2 separate regions of the Mus musculus genome follow, and region 1 is linked to region 2. A link is a loop called in an ENCODE intact Hi-C map of the cell type or tissue named here. Cell type or tissue: heart. All regions are shown on one strand. Each heading gives the region's core, and the rest is flanking DNA. Links, peaks and the distances in the headings are about the cores only.

Region 1 (5,423 bases), core at 305-5,304, 66 kb before region 2:
TTAAATATCACCAAGATGCACCCTCTCCAAGAAACAGCTGCCTGGGGCGACCCAGAGGTCAATGACCAAAGTCATAGACTGTGAATAAATTGTGACTCCTATGTCCCCTCCTTCCTTTCTTTCTTTAGCATCTATTGAAAAGAAGAAAAGATTTTTATGCTCAGCAGGGAAGCATAGATTCCAAAGAGAATAGGGGGTTACTCTGATCACAGTAGTCCAAGGCAGAGCCATGGGGCCATGAGGACATGCTACATGTGGGCTCAGACACCTGGACTGAAGCACTCCTCCCCTGCTCCCAGTTTCTCAGGACCATCCAAGTTCAGGGAACCTCTAGGACCTCCATAACCTTCAGTCTAGACTCTAGATCATGTTAGGTACTCATGAAAGACTCTTTCCCAGCCCAGCACTACCCGTGGATGGCACCAAGGTGGTTGCTGCTGAAGCAGAGGTAGATGCTAGGAGCTAGTCCCCAGATATAGACAAGGTGCCTACTCTAGGGTGTCAAAGAGCTTTCCTCTGCACATAGCCCCACGGATGGGGGGAAGGAGGAGCAAGTATCTGAGTGTGTGTCCTGAGCCAACATCCAATCCACAGCAGCTACTGAGTGCTTCCGTCCCCTCATCTAAAACCTCAGTGTGACCATCATGTCAGCCTTACTGAGCATCTTGAGGGCCACAGCGGGACTCAAAGGTGGCACATCCTAGTTTTACTCACAGCACTTCTGATATCCAAAATGTCACCCAACAGCACAACCACACTCTCTGTGATAACACTGGCTGCCTTCTCATTCAGTTCAATCCTGGTTCTGCCTGGAGTTAGAGTCCCACTGCACAGCTGAAGGTTCAGGCTGGAGAGACTGGACAGCCTCACCCCATGGACCAGGAGTAGACCCAGGACCTCACCTGTGCTTAGGGCTGATGAAACTGGAGTTCCGAAGGTCCCTGTGTCCACTCTCAGAATGGAAAGCTTGCTCTTGACACTAGGAGTTCAGGGAAACATACCACTCACACTCACTCACACTCACACTCATACTCACACCACTCACACTCACTCACACTCACACTCACTCATATTCATTCATACTCACACCACTCACTCACACTCATACTCATACTCACACTCATACTCACACCACTCACACTCACACCACTCACACACACTCATACTCACATTCACTCACACATACACACACTCATTCACACATACTCATACTCACTCACACTCACACTCACTCACACATATTCATACTCATACTCACACCACTCACTCACTGGCGACAGCTGAGGACACTGCTCAGCAACACTGAGGCCAAGTAGGAGTCTAGTGGAGTTTCCCAGGCCTCCAGAGCTCCCCAAACCTGACACTCTCATGGACTCTTGGTGGAGGGGACTAGGGAAGTCCAGCTATATAAACCACTGGCTGTGATGAACATAGTCTTTAGTGCCCCTCCTCCTCTCTGAGGTTGTGTGAGGCTAAAGGTCCTCACTGTCCTGCCTGCCTGGTCTTTTTGGACCAGTTTCTGACCCAAAACTCTCTGATGCCTCAGCCATCCCAATGGCACACCTGAGACACCCAGGGGCCTAAGAGCTCGGTACCAGGAACAAGGCCAGTATTGAAAGCTTCTCCATGCACAGCCTGGCTGTTTCCTGTATCTAGCACAGATGTACTGCCATGATTCTAGGATGTCATTATCACATGGTGGAGTATAGGTTCTGTTTGACCCACCATTGATACACCCCAAACTTCTATGGAGAATTAACAGGCTAGCATCTGGCAACAGCTGGCTGTTGCACAGTGAACACGTCAGGGGTAGGGGGGGGTCTCTGCCTTTGGCGGGCTTTATGGCCCAACATCTGCTTCCCCCGAGAAAGCAGAATTTGGGTCTGATGGCTACCTCCACCTCTCCCCTCTGCCTCCCTGTGGCAATAAGGTGGTGGATAGTTGTCTGTATCCCCGTGAAGGAGGGTTTTAATTGGCATGAAGCAGCATCCCCCTTGCATGTCATATCTTTGATCCAGTCAGTGTCTGCTGTTCTCCAGAGACATAAAGAGCAGGCACATTGTGAGCCTTGTGTAGAGGTCTACAATAGAGATGCTCAGAAGTCAGTCAGGCATTCTGGGGGTGGGGGATATACAGTGGCTGCTGACAGGATGCAGAGGCAAGGTGGTCTACAGAGGGACACAGCTCCTCTCTGCAGAGACAACTTCACCCCTAGCTAGCACACAGACAGCATTCTTTTGACTCATGTTGCTTTTTATAGGGACTTGCTAGACCTGCGTGTCAGATTGTGTCTGCAAAGTGCCCTTCGGGTGCCAGAACTCGGTTCTTTGATTCAGGGAAAATGCTGTTTAATTAGCAGGCTCCAAAAGATACCCAATTACCAGTTAAATTGGGCTGGAAGAAACTGTTCTTTCAAATCTCCTCTTCCATTGTGATGATACCCATTTCCAACCCCCTGGCACAAGCTTGTTAATTTCTTTTAATACCATATTTTAAAAGTCGGTAAAGGAGGAGTCTGTGTTCTTTGGGGAAATTCCTCACAGTTTGGTGGAATGCTGGACAAGGATGCTGGGCAGGGAGGCTGGACAGGGATGCTGGGCAGGAAGGCTGGACAGGGATGCTGGACAGGGATGCTGGGCAGGGATGCTGGACAGGGATGCTGGGCAGGGATGCTGGACAGGGATGCTGGGCAGGGATGCTGGGCAGGGGTGCTGGACAGGGATGCTGGGCAGGGATGCTGGACAGGGATGCTGGGCAGGGATGCTGGACAGGGATGCTGGGCAGGGATGCTGGACAGGGATGCTGGGCAGGGATGCTGGGCAGGGGTGCTGGACAGGGATGCTGGGCAGGGATGCTGGGCAGGGGTGCTCTCTTTCCCTGGGACATCAAAGAGTCCTGAGGTTTAGAGAGGAGGTAGGTGCAGCAGAAAGCTCTCACACCTATACCACTTAGCTTTGCCAGAAAAGGAGATTGGGGACACACCCTTGGCCTGTACAAAGTCACCACTGAGAAGGCCCTTCAGATACCCAGAAAGCCACTCTGTCAGGTTGGCAAGGTTTCCTGGAAGCCCAGGTGCCTCCGAGGATTTAAGATTCTGAGCTTTGAATCTGAAAATGGTTCAAAGTGGAGCTCTGACAGAGTCAACTGTGAGATGTGTGTGAGGACTGCTGGCTTCCTCCAACAAAACCATAAATTCCTTTCGGAGAGGCTGCATATGGGTGCTGCTGTAATACAGGATGGGCAATTCCAAGAGAGAGAAGCTTTGTCAGCGGAGAGGGGAGGGGATGTTGCATGGGAAGAAGCTGTTGAGATAGGGGGCTGCTGTGATGGGCATGGGTGAGGCCATCAAAATGCAAAGGAGCCATAGGTTGGAGCTGTCAGTTCCCTTAGTGGCTGGGTGGCCAGGCAGAAAGAGTCTGTATGGGGAGAAGATACGCACAGATGCAGGCGGGGGAGCTGGCCACAGTACTCAGCTGTTCTGTTGAGTTATCCACCTCCTATGAGGGCCCTCATGGTGTTTCTCCTGTCCCTATGTGTGTCTGACCTGTGGAGCATAGGACCCTAAGCCAAGCTTGGTTAGGTAGGAGGACGTGGGTCCAGACAGGCCAGAGTGATGCTTCAACTAAACCTCCATGGGATAGGGTAAGACTTTGAGGCAGGGCTGGCTGTGGTCCAGGTAGACCAAGTACACTATGAACTGCATTCCAGGGGAGCGATGGTTGGGGGCTGAGATGCTGCTTTTCTGGGCACACACAAAGGTCGAAGGAGGTCAACACTGTCATTCAAAGAAAGCTGTAGTAATTGCTGCTATAGTCCATTGTCAATTGGGTTCTGCTGTGGTCCTGGAGGAAGTGTGGGTCCTTCAGGGGTTGCCCTGCACTGTTGGCCATAGCCTTGGAGACCTGTGTGCTCCTGAATAGGAAGGGTCACTAATGGCTCAGGCTGGCTTCTCATTCAACAAAGGTGGCCATGGGGTGTTCCAAGCCACTGTCTTTATCATCTTTGTGGTCCACTGAGGAAATAGTTCCCTCCTCCCTGATGTGACTGTGTGCTAAGCTGCATGTGTGGAAGCCCTTGATGGTTAGCTAGGTGTAGGCTATTGTTGGGGATCAGAGGAGCACATGGGAAGAGGGGCCAGCAGACACCATGCCTCCCATTGCCTCTGCATTCCTGGCATGTAGGTCTTTCTCCTCGCCAGCCCGGCTCTCACATTCTTCATGGAATCAGTTGTTTCAGGCTAATATGTCTGACACGCTCAAACTTCCACAAGTAGAGTGGGACATCCACAACAGGTCCACCTACAATGTGGCAGTGTCGACGACTAAGAGGATGTGTGTCAGGGATATGGAAATGTGCTGCAGAGTAAGGAGTAGAAAACAGGGCCATGTCCTCCGGAGATGTTAGTGTGAGCTCCTCATGGTAGTCAGGAGCCCCTGGGAGTGGGGAGTTGCCTGTTATGTGATGGCTTTGTGGCCATAGTGTCTATGCTTCCGGAAGGGGTGAGAGAAAGTGAGGGCCCCTGAGAGAGGCAGGGCAAGGAGCATGAGCGAAGCCTGTTTGCATCCCTCCTCAGGAGGCCAGAGGCTGTCAAGGCAGGAAGAAACTCAGCCTTGCTTCTCCAGAACAGTCCCCATAGTATCCCTAAGAGGTTGAGAACCCTGGTTTTCCCAGAGTCCATGTGGCACTGGTTGACTACAGGACATGTCTCTGCCCTTCTGGCCATGCCTCCACATGGGGCAGGAGTCAAGGAGTCCACAGGACATACTCCCATCTGAGGGAAGAGTGGAAAATCCATTCCCCACCCTTTTCAGTTTCTGAAGCTCCTCCCTCTAACAGCCTCTGATGTCCTTCTCCTGTGATGACACTGGGCCTCCCCCAGATGATCCAAAGTGACCTCTCATCACAAGACCCATAGCTCAGTCCCATCAGCCAAGGCCTTTGGACTTTGAGAGGTCACATGTGCAAGGGTTCCAAGAAATAATGGGAAGAAGAAGTATGTACCTCTAGAATCCGCTATTCTGAGTACCACACAGGTGATCAGACATCGGGCTAGAACATGTCCTTTGAAGCCAGTAAAAGCTAGTTTGTGACACAGTGTGTAGAATTCTGTCCAGCATATTTTCTCAGTGTCTGAACAGACCTTTTGTGGTCTGGTTGACTGAGGGTACCCAACTGATTAAGGCTTATTGAAGCTGATTGAAACCATTTTGAAAGCTAGGTTGATGCCTACTGGACATATGCTGAAGCCATTTGGGAAGATGGAACTTGAGGAAATGCTCCCACCAGACTAGCCTGTGAGGCATTGTCTTGCTTGATAATAGACGTGGGAGGGTTCAGCTCACTTGCTGACCACCTGGGCTGGTGGTCCTGGGGTGTATAAGAAGACAGCCTATGCAAACTGTGAGGAGCAAGCCAGCAAGCTG
Region 2 (5,423 bases), core at 233-5,232:
CACACCCATCTGGAAGCAGCAGTTCGGCCCTTTCTCTTGCCTTACCTAGCTTGATCTATGCCCGTTCATCTAGCCTACGCCACAATGTTCTTCCCTTCTTCCCTGGCCCAGGTCACCTTGCTGCAGATGGAAGCATTCACAGGAGACAGCCCACTGATGTCTTGGGATAGCTAATGATTAGGTCCCTGGGTTCTTCTCTAACCTCCTGAGCCCTGGCACCTCCAGCACCCATAGCAGGAGGGATGGCAACCACTACCTAGAGAAGAGGGAAGGTGATGTGGCCCAGACAGCAAGGCCTTCATTCACAGTGTCTGTGGACATTCTCTGTACCCCATGTGTGCCTGTCCACTGACGTATCCTGGAGTGACTTAGGGCCATGCCTGGCTCTGTCACTCCTAACTGCGAGGCCCTTGGCATATCCTTACTTCCTGTCTGTAAGATGTGCTTGTTCCAGGGTATCCACATATGACTGTGGCTAGCATGGTTGTCCCTCCTAGGTGGACCCTATCAAGATACCTTTGTCTCCCCCAGCAAACCCTCAGGGGGCATTCATTCATTTACCCTCAGAGCACCCATTCATTAATTCATCCATATGGTGGCCATTCATTCATGTACTCATTGGATGCCAGGGCCCCTGATACCCAGCTCAGACCTCCACTGAGATGGCCACAGAGGGCTCAGAGTCATCTGCCTCCAATGACTTCCTGGCTGGAAAGTATGATGGCACTTGTGGATTAGTGAGGCTGGGACTACAGGGAGCCAGCGCTGGCCACACCCACCTGGTGGCAGTGGTATTAAGGACCCAGGCTCTGTTACTACACCCCACATAGGCCTGGGGCTCATCCTGACCTCAGACCTGGGCACTGTGCTTCCCTCATTGCTGGGCCCTTTGCTGACCTGGGTTTCTGTGGGAAGGGTGGTGAGTGTACACACCACTGTTTCCTCTATCCCTCAGGGTAGAGAAATGGCCACTGTCTGCCAAACCCCTCGTGTGCTAAGTCAGGGGTGGATATGGGGGTGTTGGAGGCTCTGCTAGCCTTGTCGGGGTCTCACCTAAGAGTATATGTCACCCTGCAGGTCTTTGAGGAAGAGCACCATGTGTTGTACCTGGACCACGGTGGTGTCATTGCCGCCATCAAGGACACCTCCATCCCCCTGAAGATCCTCAAGTGAGAGCATGGGCCAGAGGGCAGGCATGTGGGTAGAGGGCAGGCATGTGGGCAGAGGGTGGACATGTGGGCAGAGGGTGGACATGTGGGCAGAGGGCAGGCATGTGGGCAAAGGGCAGACATGTGGGCAGAGGGTGGACATGTGGGCAGAGGGCAGGCATGTGGGCACAGAGTAGACTAGAACAGTGCCCTGGGAGCCTAACACTGGGGTGACTCATGCCTCCCAACCCTCTGAGGTGCCCCAGAGATGGACCATGTTGCACTCAGGATGAAAAAAAATACATAGCCTAGTTATGGTAACTTGGAAGGGTGCTGGGGGCTCAGGAGTCCAGAGAGACACTCTTACGTATCAGTAAAAAACTGTTAACAGAGGAATAGAGCCGGGAGTGCAGATAAGGAAGCCAGTGGGTGCCCAGGTAAGAGGTGGTTCAACTGAAGCTTCAGATAGCTGAAAGACCCATTGACAAATTGAGGACAGGGTAACATGGATATTTAGGAGGCAGAGCTAGGAAACATCCAGGCAGCCAGTATCACTTTAGTCTGAAAAGAGAGAGAGAAAGAGAGAGAGAGAGAGAGAGAGAGAGAGAGAGAGAGAGAGAGAGAGAGAGAGAGGAAGAAAGAAAGGAAGGAAGGAAGGAAGGAAAGAAAGAAAGAAAGAAAGAAAGAAAGAAAGAAAGAAAGGAAGGAAGGAAGGGAAGGAAAGAAAGAAAGAAAGAAAGAAAGAAAGAAAGAAAGAAAGAGAGAGAGAGAGAGAGAGAGAGAGAGAGAGAGAAAGAAAGAGAAGAGAAGAGAAGAGAAGAGAAGAGAAGAGAAGAGAAGAGAAAAGAAAAGAAAAGAAAAGAAAAGAAAAGAAAAGAAAAGAAAAGAAAAGAAAAGAAAAGATAGCTGTGTGTCCTGGGAGGTAATATCTCTGTAATATTAACATGTCACTGACAGAGGAACCCTGAGCTGTGATCAAGCCTTGCATGCTATTCCTGGATGTTTCTAAGGCTCGGCTGTCCCTGCTATTCATGGGGCACAGTGCCTATGTGGTACCAGTCCTTCTCATTGCTGATTAGTCAAGGATGCCATGTGGCTGGCAGGTGGTCTTACCGGAGAGAGGGGGGATGTGGTCTAGCTGTGGCCTAGGTGTTGAGCTGTCCCAGAACTGGTCTCTGGTGGATAGGAGTCAGGCATGGGAGGTAGAACATCTTAGAAAGGAGTAAGACCATGCCGCTCTGTGGACACTGGTGGCCTTTAACAGGTTCAGCGTGGATGAGGGCCACACGTGGAGCACACACAACTTCACCAGCACCTCAGTGTTCGTGGATGGGTTGCTGAGCGAGCCAGGGGATGAGACGCTGGTCATGACGTGAGTGTGGAAGGGGACGTGGGTGAAACAGGCACATCTGATGTGAGGAAGACCACAGCACTGCCCACAGCACTGGGTGGGGGGGTGGGGTCAGAGCCACTCCCAGGAGGTGACCTCATACTGGGCCTCTGCTTCCTGCTACTAGGCCAGTGGCTCCTCCTCTCACCCTGGCTAGCAGGCACATCTGCTGCCTGCACTGGCCAGTGACAGCCAGGAAAAAAGCTGGGGAGGTGATGTAGCCTGCATGCCTCTCCCCACTCAGGGCCCCAGGGAGCATTCATAGAGTCCCATGAAGTGTCCAGAGAGCCCCATGGAGCATCCGTGACCCCTACAGAACCCCACAGAGCATCCCAGTACCTCCATGGAGTGACCACAGCCCCCTGGAATCCATACAGAATGTCCATGACCCCCCCCCCAGAAGCAGATGTAGTTCCTTCCACAGTCAGGCTGCAGTGAGAAAGCCCACTGTGGTGATGACCTCTCATCCTCCTTTCTGGGTGGCTAGCAGAAAGCCAGGGCAAGTCCTACTACAGGACACAAGTAGTATGTGTATCCCAGAAGAGCTGAGCACCAGGCATGGAAGGCTGAGATAGTCCCAGTCACCCTCTATTTAGCAGCTTGGGAGGCAAGCAGGTTGTTCTTGGTCAGGTGCTCCATGATGCTGTGGCCTTCAATGACCCTGCAGGGGATAGGGGTGGGGGCTCATGCTTCCCCAGTCTGTGTGAACTGTCTGTGTGAAGGCTGTGGTGTGGGACAGCAGGGGAGGTCAGGGCTATGGTGCTTGGTATTTGTCAAGAAAAGCAGGTGAGGAAGTCTGGGCTGGGGCAGACTCAACCTGGTTCCTTGGCCTCTTTACAAGGAGGCTGAACAGTTTGCTGGACTAAACCTGCAAAGCAAGGGCTAGCAACAAAGGCGACAGCCCTCACAGGGCTCTCAGAGCTCCAGCAAGCTGGCAGGGTTCCCAGCCTCCGCTTTCCCCAGCCCGGCCCCACCACAGGGCCATCTCTGCCCTGAGCACATCCCCTCCCCTCCTCCACCTCACTTCATCTTGTAGTCTGCATTTTGTGGCTGCTTTGGGACATTCGTGCTTTGTGCAGCCAAGGTCCTCAGATCCGGGTCTGGTCCCAAATGCAGCTTTCATCCCTGCAGCCGGCATTCATCTGGAGAAAGCTGCAAAGTTCACAGGCAGGCGCGTTCATGTTTTAAGTTTTTAAACAGCGCCACAAGGTTCCTACGAAGCCTTTCACAAGGCTGCATCTTCAAACAGCTTCCAATTTCAGTGGGCATGGAGATCATTCACGTGACACAGGCTGGCAGAATGAAAAACTTTTCTGTCTGAGCTTAGGACAGAGCCCCACCCTTATGGAACCTTTATCTTCATCCACCCAGAGGTCACATCTAAGCTGCCCAGTTACCTTGTCAGGACATTGTTCCCAGCACTGCCCACAGCACAGCACAGGACAGAGGGTCCCAGCCTTGGGCTGTACTATGAGGGCTTTCAGCCTAGCAGGGCTACAGGCCATCCCTAGGGCGGAGCCAGTAATACATTCTACAGCATGGCCCACATTTCCTGCTCTCTGCCAAGTAGTCAGTGGCCCTTTGGCCTATCCTGCTAGAACCGTTCAACTAGATAAGAGATGCCCACAGTAGGAACTAAGGTTTCTTTACAGACAGGAACTGGCATACAGAGATGGGATTAGCTGGACCAACTTGCTTCTCTGCTTGAGCTCAGAATGTAGAGTATGGGACATTCCCATACAGGAGATGCTCGGCTATCACACTCAGGCTAATTGGCCATGGTGAAGGCCAAGCCTCACAATTGTGAGCTGCCAACCCATGTATCACCCTGGGTGGGGCCCTTCCTTAGTCTTGTTCCCCTCTGAAATCTGGGGCGATCAGCATACATTCCTCACAGGATACGGTGAGCCCTAAGGAGATGGACAGAAATGTGGGAACCCCTCTCTCTAGCTGCCTGTCAAGGTGACAATGAGCTCTGACAAGAGGAACACCCATCTGAACAGCAGGTTTTCCGAGACAAGGCCACCCATGGTCTGCAGGACAGTTGGATGGGAGGAGCCAAAGCCAGTGTGCAACGCTGGTCTCAGACCAAGCTGAGCACGCCTAGCCTCCATGCATCATGGTGCTTCCTGTGCGGCTGGCCGCCCTCTGTCCCTTTCTCTGCTCAGTGGGATGCATTGCGCTGTCTGTCATGGGACCCTTTCATTCACTGTCCAAGCCTTACAGTGACTTATCTCTCTGGAGTGCCAGCCCTGCCTGGAACCAATCCCATGGTAGGCAGAGGCAGGCTGGCAGAAAGGCAAGGAGACATCAGATAATACGAGACTTGGCTCCTGCTCACCCAAAGCAAGTGTCTGGTGTGTAGGCTATGGAAAGGTCTGTGGCAGCCAAGAAGGCAGGGAGCCTACCCTGGCAGAAAGGGGATTGCATGGGTTGGATGGATAACCTGCTCTAGTACAATCAGCATGCCACAAACAGCAATCACTCTGAGGACGATAACATCAGGCCAAGGCCAGTGGATGACATGTCACATCCTCGAATCCTACTGACCAGGAGAGCTATTACAGGTGGTGGTACAGGGAACCTGAGTGTCTGGTCATCAGGGAAGGGTCCATCTGAAGTGTCTTTCTTTCTCCCCTCAGGGTCTTTGGTCACATCAGCTTCCGCTCTGACTGGGAGCTGGTCAAGGTTGACTTCCGGCCCTCCTTCCCCCGGCAGTGTGGCGAGGATGACTACAGCTCCTGGGACCTCACTGACCTCCAGGTGGGCCATGCGCCTGCAGCCACAGGGCCCTTTCCTCTTCCAGGGAACCTCACAGGTGCCAACCTCTTCCCACTCAAGGATGTTGTGGGCCATCCTCGTACCTGTAGCTGCTCTGATCTGCA

Evidence for each region. Peaks named below come from ENCODE experiments on the same cell type or tissue, not always from the same donor. Only the 100,000 strongest peaks of a DNase experiment are listed, where the experiment ranks them.
Region 1: a loop joins it to region 2, with 2.1 times the contacts of the local background. A loop is called at or near these places in 2 of 42 quality-filtered maps.

What each region holds. Positions count from the first base shown.
Region 1 is chr5:36,105,416-36,110,838 of GRCm38, reverse strand. The region is part of intron 3 of Sorcs2 (sortilin-related VPS10 domain containing receptor 2); the gene reads left to right. Among named protein-coding and RNA genes, the nearest start is that of Gm52811, 23 kb to the right of the region's middle. In heart, for the core only: no CTCF peak of the experiment used is centred there; no DNase peak of the experiment used is centred there.
Region 2 is chr5:36,039,189-36,044,611 of GRCm38, reverse strand. It overlaps Sorcs2 (sortilin-related VPS10 domain containing receptor 2), which reads left to right. Exons shown (of 27, transcript NM_030889.2): 13 at 1,078-1,169; 14 at 2,413-2,520; 15 at 5,181-5,301. Among named protein-coding and RNA genes, the nearest start is that of Gm52811, 43 kb to the left of the region's middle. In heart, for the core only: no CTCF peak of the experiment used is centred there; no DNase peak of the experiment used is centred there; H3K27ac peaks cover 1,242 bases.